3 separate regions of the Homo sapiens genome follow, and regions 1 and 3 are each linked to region 2. Evidence: chromatin contacts called from ENCODE Hi-C or POLR2A ChIA-PET data. All regions are on one chromosome and are shown on one strand. The core of a region is the stretch at or near the end of the contact, and the rest is flanking DNA. Distances in the headings are between cores, read along the strand shown. Region 1 has its middle 56 kb from the start of SLC44A1. Region 2 holds the start of FSD1L (fibronectin type III and SPRY domain containing 1 like). Region 3 holds the start of CT70 (cancer/testis associated transcript 70).

Region 1 (3,680 bases), core at 928-3,427, 260 kb after region 2:
CAGGTTCCTGTTCCCATTCCTCCTCACTGGGCAGGACCTCACAACCAGGGTCTCCAGCCACTCTCGCCAGTGTTCTTCGGCTGACAGAGATTTGAAACCTCCCTGGGATAGAGCTCCCAGAGAGGGACCGGGCCACCATCTTTGCTGCTGGGCAACTTAGCCATTCTAGCCTTTGGAGAGTCCAAGCCAACCCAGGACGGAAGCGGTCCCCCAGCATAGCACAACGGCTTTACATAAACGTGGCTCAACAATTTTTTAAGTGGGTCCCTGAACCTGTTTCTCCTCACTGGATGGGACCTCCCAGATGGGGTCACCAGCCACCTCCTACAGGTATGTTCAGGCCAGCAACAGATTCGTACCTCTCTGGCACAGAGTTCCCAGAGGGAGAGAAAGGCTGCTGTCTTTGCTGTTTTATAGCCTTCACTGTTGATACCTTCAGGTTCTAGAAAATCCAAGGTGACTAGGGAATGGAGCAGGCCCTCAGCATACTGCAGCAGCCCTACGGAAAAGTTGCCATACTTATATGGGTGTCCGTTCCCATACTTCCTTACTGGGAAGGTCCTCCAGGCCTGGGTCTCCAGCCACCCTGCCACCAGAGCTATCGAGTCAATGGAAGCTCTGCAACTCCCTGGACAGAACCCTCAGGGGCAACTGAAAGCTCTCTGCCACCACCTGTGCAATGGAACTGCCCTTACTACCCTCAGACTAACATAGGAGCAAAGACTCTAAGTGCCTTATCCACACCTCCAGCAAGCTGCAGTTAACCCAAGGAGAGGAGGTCAATCGGTGTCCCACAGGAACCCCTCCCCCACCGATCTGCTCATCACTAGACAGGGAACCCCTGTCCCACAGCATAGACTCTCCATCCTGGAGTGATTGCATTGAGCGATTGCTGACCTGCATCACTCTGGGGTGGAGCCCCCAGTAGACAAGCAAAAGACCCTTGACCACAACCATTACTAAGGTCGCTTCGTCTCCTACCTCCAAGTTGGGGAAGGAGATAATCCCAGAGCTGCAGTGGGCAGTCCAGCAGTGTCAAGCCATAATCTGCAGCCAGCACTCAAGGGGGAGAAGAACCCACAGTTTCAGAGCCACTTTCAGAACACTGAGAGGGAACATGGCTGCAACTGTGAGGAAACTTAGGGGCCATACAACTTAGCAAGAGTCTACCAACTGACCAATAAGTCTTAAGTGCCACCTGCTGGATTACACCTCAAAGCTTTCAACACAAAAAACACCTCACTAACATACCCTCCTCTGAAACCAGAGACAAAAAGCCAGCTTCAAGTAAAGACCCTGCACAAAGCTATGGCCCAGTGAAAACATCCAGAAAAGAAGTCTACTGACTGTACTCAATCTACACTGCAGTTAAAGGAAAATCCACATGATGAGATGAGAAAGAACCAATGCAAGTACTCGGTGTCACATGTCCTTCAAACAACTGTACCAGTTCTCCAACAAGAGTTCTTAACCAGGTTGAACTGGCAAGAATAACAGAAATAAAATTCAGAATATGGATAGGAACAAAGTCATTGAGATGCAGGAGGATGCAAAAACCCAATTCAATGAAACAAAGAACCAAAATAAAACAATACAGGAGCTGAAGGACAAAATAGCTGGTATAAAAAAGAACCTAGGCTGGGTGCGGTGGCTCATGCCTGTAATCCCAGCACTTTGGGAGGCCGACGCAGGTGGATTGCGAGGTCAGGAGATCGAGACCATCCTGGCTAACATGGTGAAACCCCATCTCTACTAAAAATACAAAAAAATTAGCCAGGCGCGGTGGCGGGCACCTGTAGTTGCAGCTACTCGGGAGGCTGAGGCACGAGAATGGCGTGAACCCGGGAGGCGGAGCTTGCAGTGAGCCGAGATTGTGCCGCTGCACTCCAGCCTGGGCGACTCCGTCTCAAAAAAAAAAAAGAACCTAACAGACCAGACAGAGTTCAATAACACAATACAAGAATTTCACAATGCAATCACAACTATTAACAGCAGAATAAATCAACAGCAGGCTCTCAGAACTTGAAGACTGGCTCTCTGAAAGAAGACAATCAGACAAAAAAAAAAAAAAGGAATAAAAAGGAATGAACAAAACCTCCTAGAAGTATGGAGTTATGCAAAGAGGTCAAATCTATGAATCACTGGCATGATTCATAGGGGAGGGGGAGAAAGCAAACAACTTGGAAAACATATTTCAGGTTGTTGGCCAAGAAAACTTCTCTAACATTGCTAGAGAGGCCGACAGTCAAATTCAGGAAATTCAGAGAACTCCTGCAAGATTCCACCCAAGAAGACCATCCCCAAGACATATAATTGCCAGATTTTTCCAAGGTCAAAATGAAAAAAAGAATATTAAAGGCAGCTAAAGTAAAAGAACAGGTCATCTATAAAGGGAACCCCATCACGCTAACAGTGAACCTCTCAGCTGAAACCCTTCAAGCCAGTAGAAAATGGGGCCTATATTCAACTTCTTAAACAAAAAAATCTTGGGCCAGACACGCTGGCTCACACCTGTAATCCCAGCACTTTGGGAGGCCGAGGTGGATGGATCACCTGAGGTCAGGAGTTTGAGACTAGCCTGGCCAACATGGTGAAACCCCCATCTCTACTAAAGATACAAAAATTAGCTCGGCCTGGTGGCACATGCCTGTAATCTCAGCTACTCGGGAGGCTGAGGCAGGAGAATCACTTAAACCCGGGAGGTGGAGGTTGCAGTGAGCTGAGATCGTGTCCATTGCACACCAGCCCAGGCAACAAAAGCAAAACTCTGTCTCAAAAAAAAAATCTTCAACCAAGAATTTCATATTCAGCCAAACTAAACTTCCTAAGGGAAAGAGAAATAAGCTACTTTTTAGATAAGCAGATGTTGAGGGAGTTCATTATCACCAGGCCTGCCTCACAAGAGATCTTGAAAGGAGCAGTAAATATAGAAAAGAAAGACCACTACAAACTAATAAAACATCACACTTAAACATACAGACCAAGGCCAGGCACAGTGGTCCATCCCTGTAATCCCAGCACTTTGGGAGGCTGAGGCAGGCAAATCACCTGAGGTCGGGAGTTCGAGACCAGCCCGACCAACATGGAGAAAACCTGCCTCTACTGAAAATACAAAATTAACCAGGCGTGGTGGTGCATGCCTGTAGTCCCAGCTACTCAGGAGGCTGAGGCAGGAGAATCCTTGAACCCAGGAGGCGGAGGTTGCAGTGAGCCGAGATCGCGCCATTGCACTCCAGCCAGGGCAACAAGAGCGAAACTCTGCCTCAACAAAACAAAACAAAACAAAACACACAGACCAATGACACTAGAAAGTAACCACACAAACAAGCCAGCCTAATAACCAGCTAACAATACAATGACAGAACCAGAGCCACAGATATCAATACTCACCTTGAATTTAAACAGGCTAAATGTCCCACTTAAAAGGCACAGAATGGCAAGCTGGATAAAGAAGCAAGACCCAATGGTACACTGTTTTCAAGAGACCTGTCTTACATGTAATGACACCTATAGGCTCAAAATAAAGGGATGGAGGAAAATATACCAAGCAAACAGAAAACAGAAAAAGGCAGGGTTTGCAATCCTAATTTCAGACAAAACAGACTTTAAGCCAACAAAGATCGAAAAAGACAAAGAAGGGTATTACATAATGGTAAAGGATTCATTTCAGCAAGAAGACC
Region 2 (3,364 bases), core at 795-3,294:
ATCCCGGACATTCTTTTTACAGCTATAAACCAAAGGGTGTTTGTTTTTTCATTAGAAAGATTTGGTACCACCAATGAAATTCAACATATTTTCTAATATTGAGAAGTTGATTCTCAAAGATATCACAAATAAGATACATTACTACTACTACTAAGAAAGAGAAGCTAATTCTTTGCTACCTCTCAGGAAACTGCACGTGGTAACCTGTAGGTACCCTAACACATCATTCGAAATGAGAACAAATAGGTTCAAATCTTAGCCTTAGGGCTAGTAGCATGACCTTCCAGGAGTCACAACTCATTAAAGTAAGGAATAATGCATCCCTGATAAAGTATGATGATCAATATTAAAACACATTTTTTTGTATTTTATGGGACACAGTATTTTAGTGGTCATACTTTGTAAACTTTAAAATGCTGTGTTTTCAGAACAAACTATTTTATCAGATTTTTACTATGACACTATAAAATACTCTTACTTCTACTGCATAGATGAGGAAACAGATTAATCACAGTTAAGTGACTTGCTCCTTATCACAGAGCTAGTAAATAGCATCCTGGAACCCATGTCTCCGGACTTTGCTCCTTCACTTGACCTCTGCTAATGTCCATTCAAATATCATTTCTTTTATCTAATAAGCTGAGAGATGTTTTACAAATTTAGGCAGAGACAATATTTTAAACCTATACATACTCAAAATACACAAAATCTAATTTTTAAAAAATGCCTTAAGAATAGTCATGCATTCCAAGGTGAGTTTCAAGACCAACACATACAATGAAATCATATGCATATTTGTTAAATACTGTAATAGTCAATGCTCAACACATCATTATTCTCTCATGCCCTCAGTGAAGTGATCCTCAAGAAGGTGAATGTAGACAAAATTGTAGAAAACGTTGTTCTAAGTCTTTCCCGTGCTTTCTAATAATAGAAAAGAATAGTCTCTTAGATATGTCTTTGTTTTCCCTGCTACATTATTAATACTCCTTGTTTTTTCTTTCCTACCCTGTACTATATTTCAATTACGTTATAGTCTAACAAAGAGAACAGGGTGGTTATTTTCATATGGAGATTATGACTGAATAATTCACTTCTAACTGTATTCAAGACATTGGCTTTGTTCTCCAAATACTTCTGAATTGAACCTTTACGATTATATAACCTTTCCTCAACTGTTCGGAAAGTATAAAACATTCCACAACGACCCCTAAGTAACTGTGCCCAGCAACACCAACTGGTCAGAGAGTGGGAAGGCTGCCCTAACAATTGAAGTCTTTTCCCTCCATTCAACGAACACTAAACACTAAGATCTACTTAGGAAAAGTCATGGGAAGGGGAGCGGTGGGCGGTACAAAGGAGATTCGGTCCCTGACCTAAAGAGCGTGGTGCTGAGACGAGACTTGGTCGAGGAGAAAGCCCCAGCTTTCGGCGTCAGCAGGGAGACACCAAAAAGGCTGTGCCTCGGTTTCCTCACCTGCTGAGGAGGGATACACCCCCACCAGCACGCTCGCAGTCTGCAGGCATGAAAACCGGCCTAAAGCGCTGCAGAGTGGCTGATTTTAAAAGGGGGATGGCTCCGTTTCTCCTCCAGAGTCAGGGCCCCGGACAGCGCGCAGAGCAGAGGCCAGCCCGAGTCACCGGGCGCGGTCCCCGCATCCGTGTGGGCGCCTCTTAGCTCCCGCCCAGAGAGCGGCCGGGCGGCCTTGCCCTCCGCAGCAGCAGCCCGGACGCCCGGCCAGGCCCACCCCGCGCACCCACAGCCCACGGGCCCAGGCGCCCCGCCCACCCTGTGCCGGCCCGGCTTGTCTCGGTAGCCCCGGGCTCCCCTCCCCCGCTTACTTTCTGGGAGTCCATGGCGAGTGGCTAAGCCCACTGGGCTCGAACCCGAGACGACGAACCGTGTGAGGAGGCTCAGCGAGATCGCACACCCCAAGACCGCTACTCACTGCACTGCCCCAGCCCGCACCGGCACCGCCCGGCCCCACCCGTCCGCGCCCAGACCGCGCGCGCCGTAGTCACGCCGCGGTTGCCAGGGTGAAAGGGCGGCCCGCAGAAGGGAGGGGCTGAGGAGCGCACCGCGCCTGCGCGCAGCGGCTGACTGCTCCCGGGAAGTAGCCGTGGAGGGTGGGGAGCGCCGCCCGTCTGTCTACCGCTAGTGCCTCTGCAGGCTGCACTCCCTTCCCCCATCCTTTTTCCTCCAGCGATAGCGGTCTCTCCGGCCCTGAAATAGGCCACTGGGCATCCAGCAGCCGGCCGGTGCGGAGGGCCCGGGAAGGAAAGAGTATCTGGTGCTGGAGACGGATTAGCCCACCCTCCACCCAGCACGCATCTGAAGCCCCTCCCCACACTATCCTTCGAGGGGCAGCCAGGCTTGAGCGGACCCAGCGGTCCAAAGGGAGGAAAAGGGCTGGGGTGGGGATGTAGCGAAAACGTGGGAAAAGACCTTTAGGGGATGTGGTGGAAACGTGGGAGGAGGGATATAGGGATGAGAGTGGCGGAAACGTGGGTGTGGGATTAATATGAGCTTTGGGGCCTGGCACAGTTTTTCCCGGGGACCCACCCATCCTCCCCGGCACCTCGCTACCTGTATGATTTTGAGCAAGTCAGTCTGCCTGAGCTTGTTTCATCTGTAAAATGAGAGAAATAATGCGGACTTTGCAGAGGATTGTGAGGATTAAATAACGTATGGTACATAATTAGTAGTGAATAAATTATAGTCATTCTCTTTTTTTTTTTTTTTTTTTTTTTTTGGAGATGGAGTCTCGGTCTGTCACCGAGGCTGGAGTGCAGTGGTGCCATCTTGGCTCACTGCAACCTCTGCCTCCCGGGTTCCAGGAATTCTCGTGCCTCAGCCTCATGAGTAGCTGGGATTACAGGCGCCCCCACCACACCTGGCTAATTTTTTGTACTTTTAGCGGAGACTGGTTCTAGCCATGTTGCTTAGGATGGTCTCGAACTCCTAAGCTCAGGCAGTCCGCCCACCTCAGCCTCCCAAATTGCTAGGATTACAGGTGTGGGTTACAGGGCATGTGCCAGGCCCATTATAGTCATTCTTAGTGGGGAGTTAGAACCTGCTCGGTGTGGCCTGAGGCATCAATGAAGATTTTAGAAAGCTTGGAATTTAGTAGGCTTGAGAAAGTTCTTCCTCAAGCAGACAGGCCTCATCTTCCATTTGGATGACTCTGGAGAGGCTCACAAAAGTTCAATTAGACAGTCATTTATGATGAATGAATAAAAGGGAAATACATATTGAGTACCTATTCTGTACCAGTTCTACAAACAAAATTCAGTAGTGGGCAAGGCCCTGTTTCTCTCACAGAGCTTACAATCTAGTATAGAAGACCAACCAAAAAAAAAAAAA
Region 3 (3,927 bases), core at 189-2,688, 460 kb after region 2:
TCCTTTGGGAGGTAATTTGGTTTAGATGAGGTCATAAGGGTGGAGACCCCACGATGGGATTCATGCCTTATAAGAAGAGACTCTAGAGAGAAGTCTCTAAGAGCGTACAGTGATAAGATGGCTGTTTGCAAGCCAGAAAGTGGGGCCTCAACAGGAATCAAATCAGCCTGCACCTTGATTTTGTTCTTCCAGCATCCAGAATTATGAGAAATAAATGTCTGTTGTTTAAGTACCCAGCACGAGAAGACTAAGACAAATACTCAGAGCAGAATTTTCAAGAGAAGCAAAGCATTCCTGTCCTTTGAAGTTCCCATCTGTTTCCCAGCTATATAAACACCGCAGAGTGCATGATAAGTATGTTTGCTGCGTGAATGCAAGAACCCTCCTCTGGGAAAAGTCACAAACAAGCTACTTCACCCATTGCCTGACACAAAGGCAGCTTCCCCCTTGAATAATCTGGGATTGAAAATGAGTTCATTCAGCTATAAGCTCACCGAACGAACACCAAATTCAGCAACTGTGAGCAGTGCACTCTGTCCCTGCCCTTAATAAGTGAACAACCCAACTGTCTTCTAGAAGGGTTGATCACTTTGTAATTTTGTAATGGAAACCCTCAAAGGAGACCTCCAATAATGAGAACTTCTTTGTCTTTAGCATGGCCTGGGCCACTCACCCCATAGAGCATGAAGCTCTCATAGGTCTTCAGATTGGCGATGGGAGAACGTGACTTTGAGCTTTCAGCTTTTTATCTCTCTAAAATAGGACAGAAAATTTCAGCTCTGATATTCTCTGTGGGATTCCAGAACAACTTCCTTGAGTCTCAGTTTCCCCATCTGCAAAAAGAAAATAGTCACAGCACCTACTACCTCATAGGTTTCTGATAAGGATGGAATGAGTAATGCCTATGAGAGTGCCTTGCCAAATGTGCTACAGGTGTCGTTTGTGTGTTTTAGGGCCAAAAACCCACTTTGAAGCACGGACCCTTCATGGAAATTGCCCTTAACTGATTGGATGACCGTGGGCCAATTAAATGAACTCACAGGGCCTCAGTTTCCTCTTCCATGAGGGGTCATTTTGAGGTCTTTCAAAGGGTTGTGAGAATCAAAAGAAGGGCGCCCAGCACCACGCCCGCCGCGCACACACATGGCGTTCAGTAAGTGGTTCTCTCCCCTGCACCGCGTCTAGACCTCGTTTCTCCACAGAGAGTGGGTGGCAGGAATTTTCCAAATCGGCTCGATGTCCCCACTCCATCGCTTCATGCACTGGCCCAGGACACACCCATAGTTTGGCGAAGTGCAGACTTGGAGAAACTTGGGGGAGAACGGAACCCAAGGCCCAGCCCCGCGCACGCGCGCCGCAGCCTTCGCCCAGAGCAGCGTCTGCTAGTTACCTTTCACCTACTTCGCTGCGACTCGCCGCGCGGGGTAACTCGAGGTCAGACTCGGGGCCCCGCGCGCTTGCGCGCCGCCCGCTGCCCGCCGCCCGCCGCGGCTGGGAGTCCGGAGGTTTCATCTTGTGATGGTTTCGGTTCGGCTCTCAAATGGAGGGTGTGAGCTTTGCAGACGTGCCCTAATTCTGGGTCTGGCGGGGCGACATTGGGCCCTCTGAGCTGCCACCCTGGCCCTGACGCCCCATTACTCCTCGTTCCTTCCTCCCCCCATCTGTTGTCACGCTCTCCCTTTTCCCACAGCTGGCCCCTATTCAGCTGTGCCGATTGCCCCACATCCCTTCTTCCTGCAAAAGGCAGATGGGAAGGGAGCTCTGTCTGGCCTATTCCGGACAGAGCTCCGGGCTTCCGAGTGGAGCATGAGCCCGCGGAAGAGCCACGTGGGTGCAAACTAAATGTTCCCATTCTTGCTGGGGAGGGGCCGGACTTAAAGACCAGGTTTCAAATGAGAAGGCGCACATTTTCTGGTTTTTGTCTTCCAGATGGCTACGTTGAAGACAGCTGGGGCTGCCGCACGCCTCGGGGTTACTGTCGGGCACCCGGCGGGCGGGGCCGGCGCTGGGGCGGGGGAGGGCTTCCTCGCCCTCAGAAACCACATTCGCAGAAACGTTTTTAACTGGCAAGGTTTCGAGTTCCCAACCACAGCACCCTCAGTGATGGTTTTCAGAAGACCTTGTTAGCTCCTCTCCTCCAGAGACCCATCCTTCGCTGACATCCCACCGATTTGGGAGCAGGAAAAAACAGACTCCTGCAAAATACCTCTTCTTCCAGTGCCCTGTACCCCTCTCTACTTACTTCGAGTCCCTGCAGTCCAGCAACAACCCCAAACGAGTGAAGGGAGGAGACATAGGTTTGTCCAGGCTCTGCCACCGACGGGTGATTTGGGATGAGTCCTTCTCCAGTATCATTATCTTCAACTGTAAAACATGAGGGTTAGTCCGAATGATCTCCAAACGCTTCAGCATTAAAGTTAGGTGATGAATCCTAAGATTTTGCAGTTCTATAATGTCACATCTCCTCCGTTTCAGAGAGGGCCCGCAGGGAATCTTGTTAAGGATAACTGCCATCGAAGTTACAAGTTTGTTCTGTGATTGAAGAGTTTCAGGTCTTCTAGATTTCTTTGGCATGACGCATAACTATTTCAAGATACTAACATTTGGGCAGGGCGTGGTGGCTCAGGCCTGTAGTCCTAACACTTTGGGGGGCCGAGGCGGGCAGATCACCTGAGGGTAGGAGTTAGAGACCAGTCTGGCCAACATGGTGAAACCCCGTCTCTACTAAAAATACAAAAATTAGCCGGGCGTGGCGGTACATGCCTGTAATCCCAGCTACTCAGGAGGCTAAGGCAGAAGAATCGCTTGAATCCAGGAGGCGGAGGTTGCAGTGAGCTGAGATCACGCCACTGCACCCCAGCCTGGGCAACAGAGGGAGACTCCTTCTGAAAAAAAAAAAAAAAAAAAGATACTAACATTTAAGGTTAAGAATGTAGGTCATTTCCCCAGAGGACTAACAGACTCGAGGGCACACACCCCAAATTTTATTTCTTTGACTCTGTCATTGCCCCCAGAACAGTATATAATGTAGCCAATTGTTGTGGATTTATTGTTAATGAATAAAATAAAATTTGTGACTAGCAGGGATAGGGGTCCTATGCTGTCATTTTAATATGAATAGAGTTTTTAAAAACTCACAGATAAATGTATCACATGAGAAAAAAATACAAAGGCTGAACATAGAGCAGCAATGTTAATCTGATAAATCGTAAATAAGTGTATACATTTTAATAGAGATTAGTACAAAGACCTGTAATTAGTTTTTAAAAAAACTACCAACATCATTACAAGGACAATGGAAATAATGTACCAATAAATATGGAGCTTCCTTATATTTCTACCTTATGTAATCCTCACGATGATGCTGTGAGTTAAGTCAATACACAATTATGGTTTCCATTTTACAGAGGAAGAAACTGCAGCTTAGAGAAGTTGAGCATCTTTCTCAAGGTCATGCAGCTAGCATGTGATAGAACTGAATCCAGCCAGGCGTGGTGGCTCATGCCTGTAATCCCAGCACTTTGGGAGGCTGAGGCGGGCAGATTGCCTGAAGTCAGGAGTTCGAGACCAGCCTGGCTAACATGGTGAAACCCCATCTCTACTAAAAATACAAAAAAATTTAGCCAGGCGTGATGGCACATGCCTGTAGTCCCAGCTATTTGGGAGGCTGAGGCAGGAGAATCACTTGAACCCACGAAGTGGAGGTTGCAGTGAGCTGAGATTGCACCACCGCATTCCTGCCTGGGTGACAGAGCAAGATTCTGTCTCAAAACAAACAAACAAACAAACAAACAGAAAAACTGAATCCAGGGTTCCTAAGGCCAGATTTTCTGCTTTAGGAGAGTGCGTTTCAGTAATGGGTTTGTGTGTGTATGTGTTGGGAGTGGGGGAAGATGGGGAAGTGGAGAGATCAAATTTGTTTGGAAG

Evidence for each region. Hi-C counts contacts between places; a loop is a spot of excess contacts on that map. ChIA-PET counts read pairs that join two places held with the same protein, here RNA polymerase II (POLR2A). Pooled maps may share reads with other maps.
Region 1: a loop to region 2 is called in a pooled map, with 2.5 times the contacts of the local background. The contact joins the enhancer-like site here to the promoter of FSD1L in region 2. A Hi-C loop is called at or near these places in 1 of 37 single-sample maps with no recorded cell type and 1 of 50 pooled maps. POLR2A ChIA-PET finds 5 or more read pairs at or near these places in 4 of 52 experiments (OCI-LY7, RWPE1, T-cell and 1 more).
Region 3: a loop to region 2 is called in a map of B cell, with 22 times the contacts of the local background. The contact joins the promoter of CT70 here to the promoter of FSD1L in region 2. A Hi-C loop is called at or near these places in 2 of 168 maps with a recorded cell type or tissue (B cell and gastrocnemius medialis), 2 of 37 single-sample maps with no recorded cell type and 11 of 50 pooled maps. POLR2A ChIA-PET finds 5 or more read pairs at or near these places in 7 of 52 experiments (A549, AG04449, B cell and 4 more).

What each region holds. Positions count from the first base shown.
Region 1 is chr9:105,186,433-105,190,112 of GRCh38, reverse strand. No RefSeq gene overlaps it. Among named protein-coding and RNA genes, the nearest start is that of SLC44A1, 56 kb to the left of the region's middle. Within about 2 kb of position 2,177, at least 2 of the 41 ENCODE cell types and tissues checked have a DNase peak (open chromatin) inside an H3K27ac peak, as active enhancers do.
Region 2 is chr9:105,446,714-105,450,077 of GRCh38, reverse strand. FSD1L (fibronectin type III and SPRY domain containing 1 like) reads right to left here and starts at 2,044. Exons shown (of 14, transcript NM_001145313.3): 1 at 1,843-2,044. The coding sequence starts at 1,857. RefSeq lists a silencer at 1,554-2,163.
Region 3 is chr9:104,989,306-104,993,232 of GRCh38, reverse strand. It overlaps CT70 (cancer/testis associated transcript 70), which reads left to right and starts at 1,438. Exons shown (of 4, transcript NR_184160.1): 1 at 1,438-1,547; 2 at 1,930-2,416. RefSeq lists a silencer at 1,885-2,154 and an enhancer at 1,089-2,288.